Linked DNA regions of Mus musculus: region 1 is linked to region 2. Evidence: chromatin loops called from intact Hi-C (ENCODE). Cell type or tissue: gastrocnemius. All regions are shown on one strand. Links, peaks and the distances in the headings refer to the core of each region. The heading gives the core; the rest is flanking DNA. Region 1 overlaps Blk (B lymphoid kinase). Region 2 overlaps Xkr6 (X-linked Kx blood group related 6).

Region 1 (8,328 bases), core at 199-8,198, 410 kb after region 2:
GCCCCTGGGAAGCTCTGGTACCAATGCCATAGAGAGGGCGGGGCTGGAGTGGTCACATGACCTTTGGGATAGAGGCTGGGAAATGATGCTGAGGGGATACTTCAGAGGCAAGTTGGATTCAGGATCAGCTACTGGCTCTTAGACTTGGGCCTACAGCCCTCTAAGGGCTGGCAATGGCTGCCTCCATGTAGCTGCTCCCCCACCCTCAATCTTTGTCTAGGCCTTAGTTCTGAAAGGAAGATGAGCCAGGCAATGAGGGTCGGCCTATTCCTAGAGTGGCTGTGGGTCTGGTGTCACTTCCTGAGAATCCCCTCTTCATTGCTGAGAGTATAGCCTCATGTGGCTTCCTCTCACTAACGCTCTTAGGACCTGGAAGATGGTTTCCCCCAGACCTCTACTTCAGTTGTGGACCCCAGTGGTAGCCATCTCTTCCTTGTTCTTTCCAGAGGAGCGTTTTGTGGTGGCTCTGTTTGACTATGCCGCTGTGAATGACAGGGACCTTCAGGTGCTGAAGGGTGAGAAGCTCCAGGTCTTGAGGAGGTAAATTTCTAGCATCCTGTCCCCAGTCATCAAGGACCTCCCCCCATTGTCTACTTCCCTAGTTCACCCACCCCATCCCTGGGGCACCCCTAAATGGCCTTCTCTCTTGCCATTTCCCTCTCCTGAGTTCCGGGGTTCTCTTAGGCATGGGTCATTGTCCTTCCCTCCAAGTCTTTCTGGTAAGGTGGTTTCCACGTCTGGCCTTCTGGCTGCTGTTAAAATCTAACGAGACACCTCCCTGGATCCCACATAGCCACTCCACTTTGGCTTACTCTCTGTGTTCTTTCTCAGAACACCCTCCAGTCTGCTTATGTTCTCCCTTCTTCCTTCCTCCACCCTTCAGGCCCACACCATGCAACACCAAGGTCTGACTTTATTCTTAAAGGTCTGCAGTGGGTTTGAATTGAACGTGTAAGTGAGTGCCCTGATCTTAGATTCTACACAGCTTTCCAGTTCCTCCCTTGTCAAGCCCCCTCCTGGGTTTGTTTTCTTAGCCAGGTCCAACTCATTCATAACTTTTGGACCTGCCCCATCCATTGAGACAGGGGCCACTTAGTAAAGGGCATGGTGATCAGGTTGTCAGGCTATACAAGCAAATCTACCCTTCCTCTGCACTATGACCCCTTCTGCCTGTCACATGGCCCAGTGGATGGGCCACTCCCACGGCACCTCCTTATCACCAGGCTGTCTGTCTGTCTCTCTCTGTGTTACTGTCTCTTACCAGATTGGGATCTGTTGTAGGGTGCTGAGAGCTGCTCAGTGTGTCTTGTGTGAGCCTCTGACATATTTCTGTCTCCCCTTCTTCCTCTAGCACTGGAGACTGGTGGTTGGCCAGGTCACTCGTCACAGGAAGAGAAGGTTATGTGCCCAGCAACTTTGTGGCCCCAGTAGAGACTCTGGAAGTAGAAAAGTAGGTGAATAGACTTCGTCAAGCCAGAGGCGGCAGGGCTGCTCTCACTGCTCTGGGTACGGCAGGGCCAGAAAGTGAGCTTAGTAGTGGCTGTTGGTGAGAGGCCAGGAATGGAAAGTTCTGGCTCTCTTCTAACACTCTGAATGATGCCAAGGGAGTCTGTCTTCCCTCTGAAAGAAGAGCTACTGATTCCTAGCTTCTCTAGATGAGACTGCCCACAGTGTCTGGTTCCCTCCAGAATCCATAGCAAAGCTCTATGTCCTGTGACCATTCCCCACCACTGCCAGAGACAGGCTCAGTCCTCGAGGCATCTTCAACTTTCTCATCACCAGCTCTCACACACCAGCAAGCTCCACCGGGGGCATTCCCCTACTCCTTCACATAGTGCAGAGACATGAGTATGCCCCACCTCATGGTGGTGACGTTACCTGCTTCCTTACCCTTCCCACGCACCATGGGTTTTCCCCCAGAAACATGTTGTATCAGTTATTTCTTTCATCACTATTTAAAATTTATATAGTTTAAGGAAGGCTTCATTTTGGATCACGGTTAGAGAGAGTACATGATAGCATGAAAGGAAAGATACACCCTGCTCACGATGTTCATGATGGTAGGAATGTACAGCCAGGCACCTCTCACAGATCAGTGGACCAGGAAGCAGCTTGAGCTTCACCAGGGCAGCTGAGCTGGCTTGTCACCTCCAGTGCCACTCCCATGGCTTCCAACTAGACCTCATATCTCGAAGGTTCCACAGCCTCCCACAAGAACACCACTAGCCAGGGACCACATCTTCAAACATATACAACCCTGCAAGGAGCATTTTATATCTGTCCACAGCATGTGTTGAAAAGCCCCATGCTAAAGAGAGGTGAATCGGAAGGAATCCAGGCCCAGAAAGTCCCTGGCAGTGACATCATTGGCTCAGACAGCAAGGAAACTGAAAACTCATGCCAGGAGAAGGGTGGTGGAGGATCAGGAGCTATCTCACAGACTAGCAGTGATGAAGGTTACCTAACTCATGTTCTTGCTTCATCACATTCATCCAAAATGTGAACCTAGAAGTTGATGGGATGAAGTGGGGTTGCAGGGACTGAGGGGCCATCTGACTGAACAGGATGTGAGGGACATCTCAGGATCGACTTAGGGGTATCACCAACTCTGAGGCTCACCCACTCTTGCTATTTTCCAGATGGTTCTTCAGGACCATCAGCCGGAAGGATGCTGAGAGGCAGTTGCTGGCTCCGATGAACAAGGCCGGCTCCTTTCTCATCAGAGAGAGTGAGAGCAATAAAGGTTGGTTCAGGAGCCTCGCTGGCCCCACTTGCCATGTGTGCACGGTCCTAGGAAGCCCTCAGTGAGGCCTTGATCTGGAGTGCCAGGGATACCTGTTCCATGGCTTCTGTCCCATGTCCCTGCCTGGGAGCTGCTTTGAGGCTGTCCACACCAGGTATTCTCCTGGTCCCAAGACTGACACTACTGGATAGCAGGGGTCGTGGAAACACCCAAATGCTACAGTGGCCACAAACTGGCCACAAACTAGTGAACTGAGGCAGATGGGGCTGAGAAAGGAAAGATACCAGATAGCCATCAGTCCCCCAGCACATTTTGGAATCAAAGAGTCAAGATTGGAGAATCTTTAAAAAGCATCTCAGTCAGCAAGTGGCAGGTCACAGGAAAGAGCAAGGGCTGTGGCAACCTCAAGGTGCGATGGACAGGAAGGCAGCCTCTTGGTGCACTTTTGCAAGTAGACTGTGAGAGACAGATTAGCAAGAAAGACACAAGAGGAAAAAGGTCTTAAGATGCGGACTGCTATGCCTGCAGAGCATCTGAAACAATGTGCAACAGTATCAAGGTCCTCATACAGAAAGGTGTGCAGGCCTGACCCCTCGTGGTGGAGAGTGGGACTGCTCCTCAAACACGTGTTCATAGGAAGGGTAGGGTGCCTCCTTCTCAGTGCCCCTAAGCCTACTGTAGCTAACTCTTCTCCTAATCTTCATGCAATGGCCCCATTTCACAACTAATTTGAAAATGGGAGATTCTGTGGCAGCCACAGGGCTGGACAGAGGCATTTTATAAAGGCTCAGGAAGAAGTTTCTTAGCGGGAAACTCTTCCTCTGTGCCTTGCCACCTGCTTCCTTGTCTATACAAAAATGTCAACACAAACTGTAAAGCACAGTGTGACTTTGGAAAGACCTCTGGTGAGCATCTTGCTTCCAGGAAGGACATTTGCACTGGAGGCCCTGAGTCTCCCAAATCCTGAGTCCCTCCAATCAAAGATATTTAAGCTCCAAGTCCGCTGGAGACCTCTCATTTCTGAGTATTCTAGGCATCCCCAAGAGAGGACCTATAGATAGCTGAGAAACGGTCCTGTCTGCTCCAGAGTTCCTGATTCCCTGGCAGTCTAGGGACTTGGAGGGAAGTCTGGGTCAGACAGCCAATAGGGAACAGGGTTAAGACAAAAGGAAGGGAATTTATGCTGAGATGGCTGAGGACTGAGTCCAGAATATGGGGAACCTTCTTCACATCTCACAAGTGCCAACTATGGTCCTGGGTTTGCATTACTGTGTCTCACTTTGCATGTATCTGTTAACCCTGTAGGTGCCTTTTCCCTGTCCGTGAAAGATATCACCACCCAGGGGGAGGTGGTCAAGCACTATAAGATCCGATCACTGGACAATGGAGGCTATTACATCTCCCCCCGGATCACCTTTCCCACCCTCCAGGCCCTGGTGCAGCACTATTCAAGTAAGAGGCATTGGGAATCCCTGGGGTCTCTACCACATGGCCCTAAACTGTATGAGTCAACTGGAGGGGGGGGGTTGTCCTCCAAACCAGACTTAAGGATTTGCCAACTTGCAGCTTAATGATTTCAAGATCAGAGGCCTAATGCTTGGGGTGGGGCTATTCGGAATGTCGCAAAGACCTACAGTCTCAGAGAGTGCAGATCCCAGACATCAAGTCCCGCCTGCCACCGCAGGAGTGAGGAGACAAGAGACACAGTTCTAGGACAGTGTGGTTCTTAAGGCACATCTGCTCTAGGGACCACCAGGACCCTCTTTTCTTCCCTGAAACAGAGAAAGGGGATGGTTTGTGTCAGAAGTTGACTCTGCCCTGTGTGAACCTGGCCCCGAAGAACCTTTGGGCCCAAGATGAATGGGAAATCCCCAGGCAGTCTCTCAAGTTGGTCCGGAAACTTGGGTCTGGGCAGTTTGGCGAAGTCTGGATGGGTGAGTTGTGGCATCCCCAATTCCCTCTCTCTCCTCTCTGCTCTGAGCCTGGCCATGGGAGGGAGGCAGTTCCATACAGGCACACACCCCTTTCCTGAGAGGCCTATGAGGCATAGAGGCAGAGCTATATATGTCTACACAGATGAGTTTATAAAGCCCAGATGCCAAGGGATTCACATCATTATCTTGTCTTCCCTGTAGTGGAAGGGACTGGAATCCAGCTCTCCCGATTTGTAAGCCAGTCCCTCTTCCATTCTCAGACAGATGTTGTCTTTGTGGCTGACTTCTGTGAACTTGACCATTTCACTAGGTCCTTTTAACTCCAGCTCTCCAGACACAAGCCATACATCAGATATTGGGAGTCAGGAGCCAGGAGCTCCAGGGTCTTTGCAAACAGAAGTCACATTTACTGGTGTGTGACTGTGGGGTCCTGACCCCAGTGGCCGTGCCATTCTGTCATAGCTGCTGCCTGCTGCTGCTTACTTAAAGCACCCAGATAGGGTGTAACATAAGGCCCTTTGTCTTGTTCTGCTCTGGTCCATGTCTCAAATTTCCATTCTGATGCCTCCTGGAACCTCACACCTTTATCCGGAGCTGCAGATCTGGTCCTCACCAAGGCTCAGCACCCATAGGAAGAGCAAGCCCCGGCCATTGTCTTACACACTTTAGTGGGTGTCATCCCACACCCCAGACTGCATGAACCCCAACACATCCTGAGGCTCTGTTGCGGGGTTCTCAGAGACAAACTGGCATCTTATACAAGATATGAACTCCCATCATGCCCGCAGGAACTGCACGTTCCAGCTTGAACCTTGGGTCCAGATAGAGTGAGGCTTGAATCTGTGGTCAAGGGCATTCTTCAACATCTGAATGGCTCCTTCACTCTCCCGCCCTTTCAGGTTATTACAAAAATAACATGAAGGTGGCCATCAAGACCCTGAAGGAGGGAACCATGTCACCGGAAGCTTTCCTGGGCGAGGCCAACGTGATGAAAACCCTGCAGCATGAGAGGCTGGTTCGTCTCTACGCTGTGGTCACCAGAGAGCCCATTTACATCGTCACTGAATACATGGCCAGAGGTGGGGTCCTCTCTCTCTCTATGGGACAGAGCTTACAGGGCAGAAACAAGAGTGGAGCATGCTGGCGGATTTGCCTGGCCCCAGGGGCTCCTATAGGGGATCTGTAAGCTTTGTTTTACGAGAGGGAGGACTGAGAAAGAAGGTAGAATGGATTTTAGAGAGCTGTGTTCTCAGCTCAGGGGAATCTCAGCCTTCCAGAGACCCCCCAGTTTTGCTTCTGAGTTGTATTTTCCACTCTTGGAGCAAGCCCTGTGTTTCTGGAACCTCATTTTTGCTTCTGGAATACACACATCATGCTTTGATCCCCAGTATGATTGGCAGAGCCTTGCAAACTAGGAAGAGCTGTAGACTGGGCATCCAAAGGTGGATCTAATAATCCCAGTTCCACCTCTTCCCAGTGACGGGAACTTTTGCAAACCTGTGAACATTTCACAGTGGGGGTTGATAAGGCGAATGGGCCTGGGCGGCCTCTGCAGTGCCTCCACAGGGAGCAGTTGGCCAGGCACCAGACCTGGCTCCGACCTAAGGGACCTCACCCTCCATGGCCCTGACATCACCTTTCCTCCTGTAGGTCCTCAATGTTACCATGCTAATTGTAATAGTTGTTACCAAGAGGGGCGGCATCACCGGCTATGCTGGTAACCTGCCTCCTGGCTGCAGTTTTCAAGAGCACCTCCCAGGCCGTGAGCTCTGTGGAAGAGCCACTTTCATTACTTGCCCCAGCTCTCTCTTCTGGTGTTTTCTTGTTAATGTTTGGTGGGGAGGGTGGGAGAGGGAGTCTGTCTAGGAGGGGAGTAGACTAAGGAAGACACCTGGGAACGTCATGCTGGAAAAGAACACTAGCCTTAGGCCCAGAGCTGGTCTATCCCAGCTCTGCTGACTCAGGAGACCCCAGATGTGCCCCTGAATTTATCTGAGAACTAACTTTTAAAAGTCTGGGAGCTAGTGTTTCCCTGAAGCCTGAGGCACCTCAGCTGTAGGCAGATCACCACCCCTACCTCCTCACATAGACACAGACCACGCAATCAGAGCCAGGCTCCATCCAGTCACTTTGCAGTTGCTGTCTTTCTTCTCCTAGGATGCTTGCTGGATTTTCTGAAGACCGATGAAGGTAGCAGGTTGTCCCTTCCAAGGCTGATTGACATGTCAGCCCAGGTTGGTGAGCTCTGAAGCAGAGCGGGAGCCTGAAGGGGGGGGGCGCCCCACTCTGTGCTTTGTGACTGTACTGAATTCCCTGGTAGGAGGCTGTGCTCAACTGTGAAGGGCAGAAAGCCTGAAGTAGCGACCTCTAAATATATAAACCCCTAGAGAACAGATGAGAGACTTTACTCACTGATGTCCTCTGCCCTGATAGCATGGTAGATGCTGAAGCTTCATCACCCACCCTTGACCCTTAGCCAGCAAGATGATGGTGATAAAAATCCCACCTCCTTTCCTCTAGAGACACATCCCTCCCACTCACCTCAATGAGAGGCTCCCTTGGCTGCAAGGGAGTCTGGGAAATGTAGTTCCAATTCTGGGCCGCCATGATGGAGTAGGGTAGTTCTATTTATTAGGAAGGTAGAGATGGCAGTGGATGTTGGAAAGCTGGAGAATAGGAAAGAATTCTGTTTTGAATGTAGGCAGGTATGCTTTGCTCTGACTTCCTTCTCCAATGCTCTCATCCTGTCCTAAGACCCCCTAAATCTTGGTATTGGCCTGGAACTGACCTCAGCCTGATGAGGCATGAGCCACACAGAATACAAGGCACAAAACTTTCTAGGACCACCTTCTACACACACACACACACACACACACACACACACACACACACACACACACACACACACATCACTGTCCTGGATTATTGGCCTTTGGTTCCCTCTGAATCCATCCATGTGTAGACCTCCCCAGCCTCTGCTAGAAGAGTGCAGAATTGAGATTGGGCAGTATCTTTATCCCCGGGGGGATTTTAGCTGAGGGTTCTAACTGGCAGGAAGACACATCTGGGGGCCCTGAGTATGACTGTTGAAACTGGAACTCTCAGCAAGAAAGCTGTGGTCTGTGGCCAGCCTGCGAGACACACTGTCAACACACAGAGAGCTATAAAGGGGAGCCTTCCCACCCACACTTTAACCCACTTGCCCACTTTAACTTCCGACCCTGTCCCACATTATCTGCAGCTGCTATCAGCCCAGGAACTGAGGTCACAGTGTCTTTTTCCACTGGGGTAGCAGAGATCTGTTGATGCAGCTGTTAGGATGGACACAGAAACTTAACCCTGGCGACTGGCTTTGAGTCAGGCATTGGATGGACAGAAGCTGGTCCGCCTCTGCAGCCACAAGAATGGTGGTCCTATACAGTGCAGACTGCCTTGGATTCTTCCTGTCTGCACATTTCCAACCAGAGTCCCAGGACCAGCCCTTGTCGGAGGCCACGTCTACCAAGACTTTTCTGGACAAGAGGGAGGGGTTGTTGGCTCTGCTCTTGAGCAGTTTGCTGCTCATCAATGGATGAACAAGCCTCATTAATGTCTTTGGGTACAAAGCACCAGGGAGAAGATCTAGAGAGAGTCCTGGCTCCCCTTTGGCTT
Region 2 (8,328 bases), core at 53-8,052:
GCTACCTCCCCACACCACACACACACACACACACACACACACACACACACACACACACACACACACACTCCAACCAGCCAGAGTCAGTGCCAGTAGGCCAAGCTCATGTAGGAATCTTGGAGTCCTTCAGCAAGTGGATCTACAGGAAAAAAAAAAAAATGACAAGGCACAGCATAGGGACTGCAGGGTCTAGAGGTATCATGATAGCCCGGGAGACCAGAGGCCCACTGGCCAGAGAGCCGAGACAAGAAAGGAGGCCCCTCTCCAGCAGCTGTCTTGCTCTCCCAGATCATGAGTACTCCTGCAAACCTCAGCAGGTAGGACCTCCTTGGGTCTGGTTCCTTTAGCAGTGTCTCTGCTTGAATACACCTAGCAACAAGACACCCACTATCTCTAGAGACAGTCTTTCCATGGCTGGATGGAATATTTGCCATTCCCCACCCATTGAAGATGTGACAGTTCCCTGGGTGTGTGCACTGCCATTGATGCGATTTTTTTCTTCCCTGTCCCTTCAAATGTTAGTATTCACACATCCCAAGTCTCCCCAGGCTAAACATCCCGTTTCTCCTCATGGGCCATCTCAGGTCCCCTCTCAACCGAGAGTCTGTTCTAGTGCATCCTGACTCCCTAATATGTGCACTGTAGGCCAGGCTACCCATTAGCTCTTAAGCAAGACCAGTGCAGTATAACCTTGGCATCCCAGAACCCAAGAGCCTTCCTACCACAAAGCCTGAATGCCTAGGCAGTGCTCTGTGGCTTCTGAGGCCCCGTGGAGACTACCCGAGGCCACACTGCGAAGTACAGGGTCCCTTAGTATGTGTTCATCAGAGCAACAACCACTTCCGCCTATCTTTGCAAGTGAGCTGAGGCATCTATATGCACTGGAAGCAAGAGCCCAGAGTTTAAAATGCTCCAAACCAGAAGTAAAACATGGCACAATTCAGTCTCATGGGCACATGCCATCTTTAGACCTCATCATCCCCATTCCACAGATGTAGAAACACCAGGGCCCTGGGCAAGCCAAGGGGGTCTCACACTGGATTAGGTGGACCAGGACCCTGAACCACTAAGGGCAGGCTGGATCTGCTAGAGGCAGACTGGCTCTGCTGCCCAGGGACACATGGAAACCCTGCTCTTATGAACATAGTGGCCCAGGAGCAGGGATGCCAAGAGGGCTGGGTCTGGACATCTGAACTTAGAGCCAGGACCCCTAGGCCATGTCGGCAAATGAGGCCGCTGGGCGGGGCGGGGGTGGGGCGATGAGGCCGCTGTGGCGGGGGTGGGGGTGGGGGTGGGGGGGCGGCCTCGCAGGGGCAGTGGCAGGAAGGCACTCACAGGGCAGCGTCTCTGCACTGTTCTTCTGGATCATTATGCAGAGCTGTAGCACCAGTTGGGGGGCGCTCTCCAGAAAGGTCTCCAGGAGGCGCAGCATGTTGACATCTGCATATTCGTACATCATAGCCCAGTAGAAGCGCCGCTGGTGTTCCTTCTGCCGCTGGCTCTGAATCCCCAGGTACATGGTGCGGATATACCTGTGGGGAGACACGGGACAGAACACATGTGTGAGTAGGGCTTGGGGCGGGTATAGAAGGACCACAACCAGCCCCCTAACGCCCAAACTTCCTGTATTGGCATTCCCCCAACTTCCTTCAGAAGCCCCCAGGGTCTTGGATGGGATTTGGGCTCAAAAGGATAATGTGGTGAGGCATGAAGTTCCAGCCCTTGGAGGGAGCTGGCCCAATGAGGGACCCCAAACCAGTTCTTCCCATCCTGGCTTCCACTTATACATAGAGGAAATGAAAGCATTGCTCAAATGAGGCTCCAGGCCCATCAAATAAGCATTTCAGATGAGCTGGGGTACAGGATTAGGGTGGAGGTAGGAGACAGTCCAGTAGAGTTGGCACTTCAGTTACTCTAGAGAGGAAAGAGACTGGCTTGTGATGCTCTGAAGTGCCACTCATTGGCTGGCCATACCCACCTGGGGAGGGCGTAGCATGCTCCTGTAGGGACCAGTTGGGCCTCTGAAAGGCTACCTCTCTCTCCTGCATAGGCTCAGATGGCCAAATGAAGAGGAGAGTCGAGCACTGGCTCCAGGTCACTGGCCAACAAGGCCGAGATATACCTGATAGACATCAAGGAGACCTAGAGACTATCAGGGAGGCTATGTGCCAGGGCAGTCACAAATCTACTGATCCCTCTCTCTCAAGAAGACATCCAGACTCTGTGGGGAGCCACAAGAGCCCAAGGAAGCAGGTCTAGTTGGGGAGCCTAGGTTAGCAGGTCGGCACTGAGAACTGTGTGATGTGGATGTTGGCTCAGTGTACCAGGCCCTCCTCTGCAGTGAGGGGGCCTCACACAGTGGGTACTGAGCACACATGTGTAGAAGGCTCTCTTCCTGTGTGAGCCTCACTGCCACCAGAAATATGCGGAGCTGTGTCTCCAAGTGATGTAAGCAATAGTCCAGCTATGGGTGGGATCCAGGATGTAGGAAGGGGCCAGGATATAGGCAGACTTGTTTGGGTAGGGTCCTGTCCAAACACAAGGGTCAGAAGCACAACTCTGTAGGTCAGGATCAAGAATGGACCCATGCACACAGTGACACATATTCCTGAGCTGGAACTGTACAGACAGGGCACAGGGCTGACAACCCTCACAAGGCTCAGTGGCCCTCAGGCACTGCTCACTCGAGTCTGCTGGACAATCCTCTCGACCCTCTCCACAGCATTGACATCGGCCCCTCCTCACTGGCGCACGCTGCCCACTCCTGCCCCATGAGAACTCTTCCTCACAAGACAGCCAGTGTTCTTGGAAGGTTCTAAGGTACAGGCAGCTTCTCCCCTCTGAAGCCAGTTTCCCAGTGCTCAGAATAATCTCCCCAGCCCTCCTCGGGTGTCAGGGCCTCACCTCATCTCCAGTATCTCAACAGCAGTCCTGTTCTCCCAGACCCTCTTCCTCATCTGTCTTCCTTGCCTCCCCTTGGAGCACAGGAGCCCTGTGTGCGTGGAGACCAGCTGACGGCACCCTGATATATCTCCCTGCAGGGGTCAGTGCCTGTGGAAGAAGCAGGCTGGGAAGGCCTGTTCTCTGGGGCTGAGGACTCCAGGCAGGACCACATACTCACAACACCTTAACGGCAGGGGAGGACCCTGGGAGGAGCCACTGTCTTCCTAGTGGTGGGAGGGGATGAAGCAGCCAACTCTGAGTGATGCTTCAGGAAACAGAGCAGCTGCATGTCTGGCGGAGCAGTGGTAGCTGCGTATCTCATCAACCAGCAGTATTCCCTGGCTCAAACTCAGCCCGACTCAGATGCAGTGGCCCACAACAGAGAGGCCCGTGACGCCCCCCCCCCCCCTCGCTCAACTATGCTCAGAACACAGTTCTGCCTCTCGGCTCTCAGGAGTGGCCCACGTGCTGTATCCGCGAGTACCAGAGACAGTCTGGCCATCGCGGGTAACAATGCCAGCATCCGCTTCACTCCTTCTGTACCAAGGTGCAGAAAGAAACCCCCTCTGTCCAGGGAGGCGGGAGGAAAGCCAGAACCTGTCCCCTGGGTCAAGACGCCTAGGCTTGGATGTCACACCTTCTGGTAGTCAGCACCCCACGGCCTCTGCCCTGGGATGAGAGCAAAGAGAGTGGAGCTTGGGACTTCCAAACACTCACTGGGCAAATGTGGTCCTCCCTTCCCCAGCTCTAAATTTTTGAAACAGGGTCTCATATATCTCAGGCTGGTCTTGAACTTGCTACGTAGACAAAATAAGCTTGAACTTCTCATGCTCCGTTTCCTGAGTACTGTGGCTACTCTCTCTTCCATCTTTTAGTCTTGGTCTCCAGTTAGTAACAGAGGGATGTTTGTTTGCTGGCTTGTAATAAACTAGTTCTGGATACAGACATAGCCTAGCTCACTTGATAGACCAGGAGGCCAAGACAAGAGTCTAAACTGATTTGTCTCCATCATTCTGGGAAAGTGTGTGTGTGTGTGTGTGTGTGTGTGTGTGTGTGTGTGTGTGTAGGGGCCCCTAAATCTATACGACAGTGTTCTGAACCTGCCTTGTAAAGTGGCCCTCTCAGTACGGGGCCAGACACTTTCTCTAGTGTGCAGGGCCCTGATGGCTCTTGGAAGCATGGATCAGGCCATCGCCCAGAGCAGATGGGATGCCACATTCTTCACTGAGCTGCATAGATTTTACCTCCCTATCAGTCCCAGGAGGTTTAGGGAATGAGCCGGTGACAGGACGCCACATCTTTCCCCTGAGTCCTTGAGGCGTTCCAAGCCTTGGGATCAGAGATAGATCCCCCTTCAGCTTTTTGGACTGCCTATCTCCTGTGCAGGTGTCTTCCTCCCGTGACCACAAGGTGGCGCCAAACCCTAAGCGTCGCAAAAAGGAGGCGCCACACCGGTGATCTCATACCTTAGGGCCTGCTCCCTCCTATGCGGCAGTGCTGGATGCAGGGGCCACCTGCTAGCTGCAGTGCATGTTGGTCAATTTGTACCGGGGTTCCAACTGAAGGCATGGTGAGTGCCGAGTTCTCCCCTACTGAGAAAGCTGGACCAGGAAGGCAGCCCAGGAGAGAAGACGCCCACCGGGCTGTTCCTGGATTTACTATCTCCTCTTCTTATGTCACCTCCTGTCACCCTGTGTCTCCTCTAGGAGTACCAGATCTCACAACAATCAGTGTAAGAGCCAGGAGATTGCAGTTGCCTGAACACGGAAGGGCTGCGTGGCCGCTAAGCGGATCTCTTCCCTAGGCTCCACCCTCACCCCAACCCCTATCGTTATCCTCCCCTACCCTAGGTTTACACACAAGAGAAGGTTTGAACTCGTGCCAGTACTTTATGTCATTGTTTTCTCAAGTGTGGCTTCACGGTGTTCAAAGTATGGCACACACTTTACACATGGTAACCTGCATTTGAGTGTGCGGAAAGGTTCTGAGCAATCGTTTTGAGTTAGTGAGTGGAGAGCATGAAGTCACTTAATCCTCGCAACAAGGGGTCTGCAGCAACCCCTCACCTCACAGATTGCCAACTGGAGCTCTGAGGCAAAGGCGTGCTCCTCAGTTTACCCAGCTGCATAAATAACTGAGTGGAATACCACGCCACACCCGGGCAGTCTGGCTTTGGGTCCAGACCTGCACAGCTCTCAGGCAGACCATTTGTCTCTTTCTCTCGAGCACAGTCCACATTGTTCTGATCGTTACAATCTGCCTATCCTCTGAGGCCTGGTTTCCTATCTATAAGATGCCTGTTCTAGAGTAGGGCCCCAGGAGAAGCTAAGTAATGAATGCACACCATCTTGCCCCCCCCCACACACACACAAAGGGCCATGAAAGCCTGGATTGTAAAGTCTCTATGAAAACAAGGGAGTGCACCAGGTAGGTGGCTGCTGACTAGGTGTGCACCTCCCCCTGACTTTAGCTCCCATGGCTATGGGAATTGTCTTGATTGTTTATTAGTGTAGGCCACTATAGGTGGAAGTATTCCCTAGGCGGGTGGTGCCGGGCTGTATAAGAAGACCAGCTATCCAGGAGCCGCTAGCAGCATTCCTCCATGACTTCTGCTTCAAGTTTCTGCCTAAGTTCCTATCTTCACTTCCCTCAGTAATGGACTGTGACCTGGAAGTGTAAGCCAATAAACTTATTCCTCCCCGAAGTTGCTTTTGGTTAAAGTGCATAATCATAGCAATACAGATGAGACTAGTATACAAGTCAAATCCAATAATATATTATCTTATCTAGCCATATAATATACATACCATATATATTATATATATAGAGATATACATATATTATATATACATATACATCCATATATATATGGTACACCAAAGCCAGAGCCAGATGGAGTTTATCATAACATGGAAGGCTGGTTCCATTTTTCAAATTCAATGAATGCAAACTCTGTCATTAGCAAAACTCACGCAGCACATTAACCCAGGCAGAAAATGTCTTTGACAGAATCCAACAACTATTCATAATAAAAACACACAGCAAGCAAAACCTGGAGCAAAACTTCCAGAATCTTATGAAGATGCCGGACACTAATAAACCCACACCATAACACCACGCATAATGGTAAAGGCTGAATGTTTCTGTCGGAAGACCAGGGGCAAAGCCAATGGTGTCCACTCTCACCCTCATCCCACCTCATGATGGGAGGAGCAGCCGGGTCACCAGCGCAAGACGGTGAACTGTAAACAGAAGATACAAACAGATCGCAGAGGGAGTACACCCATCTCTAGCTGGCAGAGGCTTAGGCTGAAGATCTAACAGCTGGCACAGGCCCACGTGTAGGACGGACGTGGAAACACCTTAAGAACAAGGTGAACAGACAGAAATCAATACTGTTTCTGTAGCTAACTTATGGATAGCTGAAAATTCAAAATAGAAATTCCATTTATATACTCCAAAATGAAATGATTAGATATAAATCTAATAAGGTGTGCAAGATTTGTATAATGAAGGTAAAAGATGTTCAGAGAAACCAAAGACATACCCATACCACAGTCATGTGTATGACTTAGATGGTAACTGCCTCCACCCACATTGATCTGAAGGCTTAATGTAATTCTTTTTCTCAAGATTTATTATTTTTAATTGTGTGCATGTACGTGTGTGTGTGTGTGTGTGTGTGTGTGTGTGTGTGTGTGTGTGTGCGCACATGAGAGCAGGAGAGCAGGGTACTATGGAGGCCAGGAGGGCATCAGATCCCCTTGGAATAGGCAGTTGCAGGTGGCTCAGCTTCAGATTTAGTGTAGGCTTTTTCAAGAGCGCTTAGTACTCTTATATCATGCCATGTCTCCACACTAGATTTAACATAATTCTAAGAAAGATCCTAGCAACATTGTCTGTGTGTTTGTTTATGTTACAGGATATTTGAACATGTTTCTAGTTAAGGTGCGGTTCAGCCCTTGGCACACACCTTTAATCCCTCTGGTTGGAATACAGACACACCCTTAGTACACACCTTTCACCCCAAAGAAGGTGAAGTTAGTTTGTCAAAGGAAAATGACGTCTAATTGAGTGGCAGAAATAGTGACGAGTCAGAGAAAGATTTGACAGAATAGGAATCTGCCCAACTCTCGGGAGAGAGGAAAGGGACGGACTCGACCTACGGGAGAGACAGACAGGACAGGAGAAGAGAGAACCATGCAGGAATGCAGTAGAGTTCAGGAGAGCTCTACAGTAGGGTTGAGAGGGAGAGTGAAGCAGCAGAGAAAGGAGGCAGTGCTTCCAGCCCTGCCAGGGACAAGTCCACAGCCCCCTGCCTACAGCACAGGTCAGAGCTTGGGAACTCATAACTCCACGTCCAAGGACAGCAGAGGGCCCCGCAGGCAAGAAAACATTCGGAAGGTGCAAGTGAGGCTTACCACCAACACCCCATACAGCTCCACTCGCTCTTGAACAAAATGTTTGAACCTAACCCTAGAGACTGGCCTGGAAGATGACTCCACATGGCTTAGAGCAAGATTACTGTGGGATACTTTCGCACCTCTGGGGCCCCCTACCTGGAATAAATTGCTATGGACTATTAGGCCATCAAGAGGAACTGGCCCGACAACAGTCTCATCCTAGAAGGCTTGCCCTTTTGAACCAAACTAGCTCTGGAGGGGAGACCATCTTGCTATCTGTGTGGACAGTGGTGCAAACTGAGTGGTCTTAGCTAATGATGACTAGCCTGCACATTCACCTAGTAACTGCTTTGCTTGGAAGCCCACCTCTAGGAACCCATCTGGCTCATTCACAGAGAGGCTGGGACCCCAGCTTGGTCTTCAGCCTCCTCAAAGTACCCAGGGTCTCAAAGTTCTTCCTCTAGGAACTGTCTGTCTCTAGGACCCAGTGCTTGACCATCTCCTATCTCTGGAGACCAAGAAGCTCTTAGGATGCCATCTCTTCAGTGCCTGGGATTGGGGCTCCACCCTACCTACAGGTCATAGAGTTGGCCCACTATTGCCTGACCTTGGCTTTTTGCAGGACTTCAAAGGGCCAAGCAAGGGATTCCCAACTAGATGCAACCAAGGAAGACCCGGAACGTGTTTGTGAGTCCTAGTGAGTTTAACTTGCAGCTAGAGGCCTCAAGGAAGTGTGTGCTTCCATGTGCATCTTGCTAAAGGAGGGTCTGTCCTGGCAGGGACCAGGGTCTCAGTGCATGGCAGATCCCTATGCCATTGTAGAGATGCTCAACACTTAACAATGCAAGTCCATCTCCTTGTCTCCGAAAGTATCATAAACCAAAATGCACCAGATACTGGAGCTCACAGCCTGGCAGTGTAATGCATTACAGAACTTAGGTTGTTTCTCTGGTGGCTGTGGCTGACTGTGCACTGTAGCTCA

Evidence for each region. A loop is a pair of places that touch in the nucleus more often than their neighbours do. Peaks named below come from ENCODE experiments on the same cell type or tissue, not always from the same donor. Only the 100,000 strongest peaks of a DNase experiment are listed, where the experiment ranks them.
Region 1: it touches region 2 in a loop (2.3-fold over the local background); 9 of 42 quality-filtered maps call a loop at or near these places.

Annotation. Positions count from the first base shown.
Region 1 is chr14:63,377,051-63,385,378 of GRCm38, reverse strand. Blk (B lymphoid kinase) reads left to right here. Exons shown (of 13, transcript NM_007549.2): 4 at 447-540; 5 at 1,352-1,450; 6 at 2,640-2,743; 7 at 4,049-4,195; 8 at 4,525-4,677; 9 at 5,577-5,756; 10 at 6,835-6,911. Among named protein-coding and RNA genes, the nearest start is that of Gm46458, 10 kb to the right of the region's middle. In gastrocnemius, for the core only: a CTCF peak has its summit at 3,356; DNase peaks (open chromatin) are centred at 1,544 and 3,341.
Region 2 is chr14:63,791,411-63,799,738 of GRCm38, reverse strand. Xkr6 (X-linked Kx blood group related 6) reads right to left here. Exons shown (of 3, transcript NM_173393.2): 2 at 1,336-1,532. Among named protein-coding and RNA genes, the nearest start is that of Gm41175, 30 kb to the left of the region's middle. In gastrocnemius, for the core only: no CTCF peak of the experiment used is centred there; a DNase peak (open chromatin) is centred at 4,367.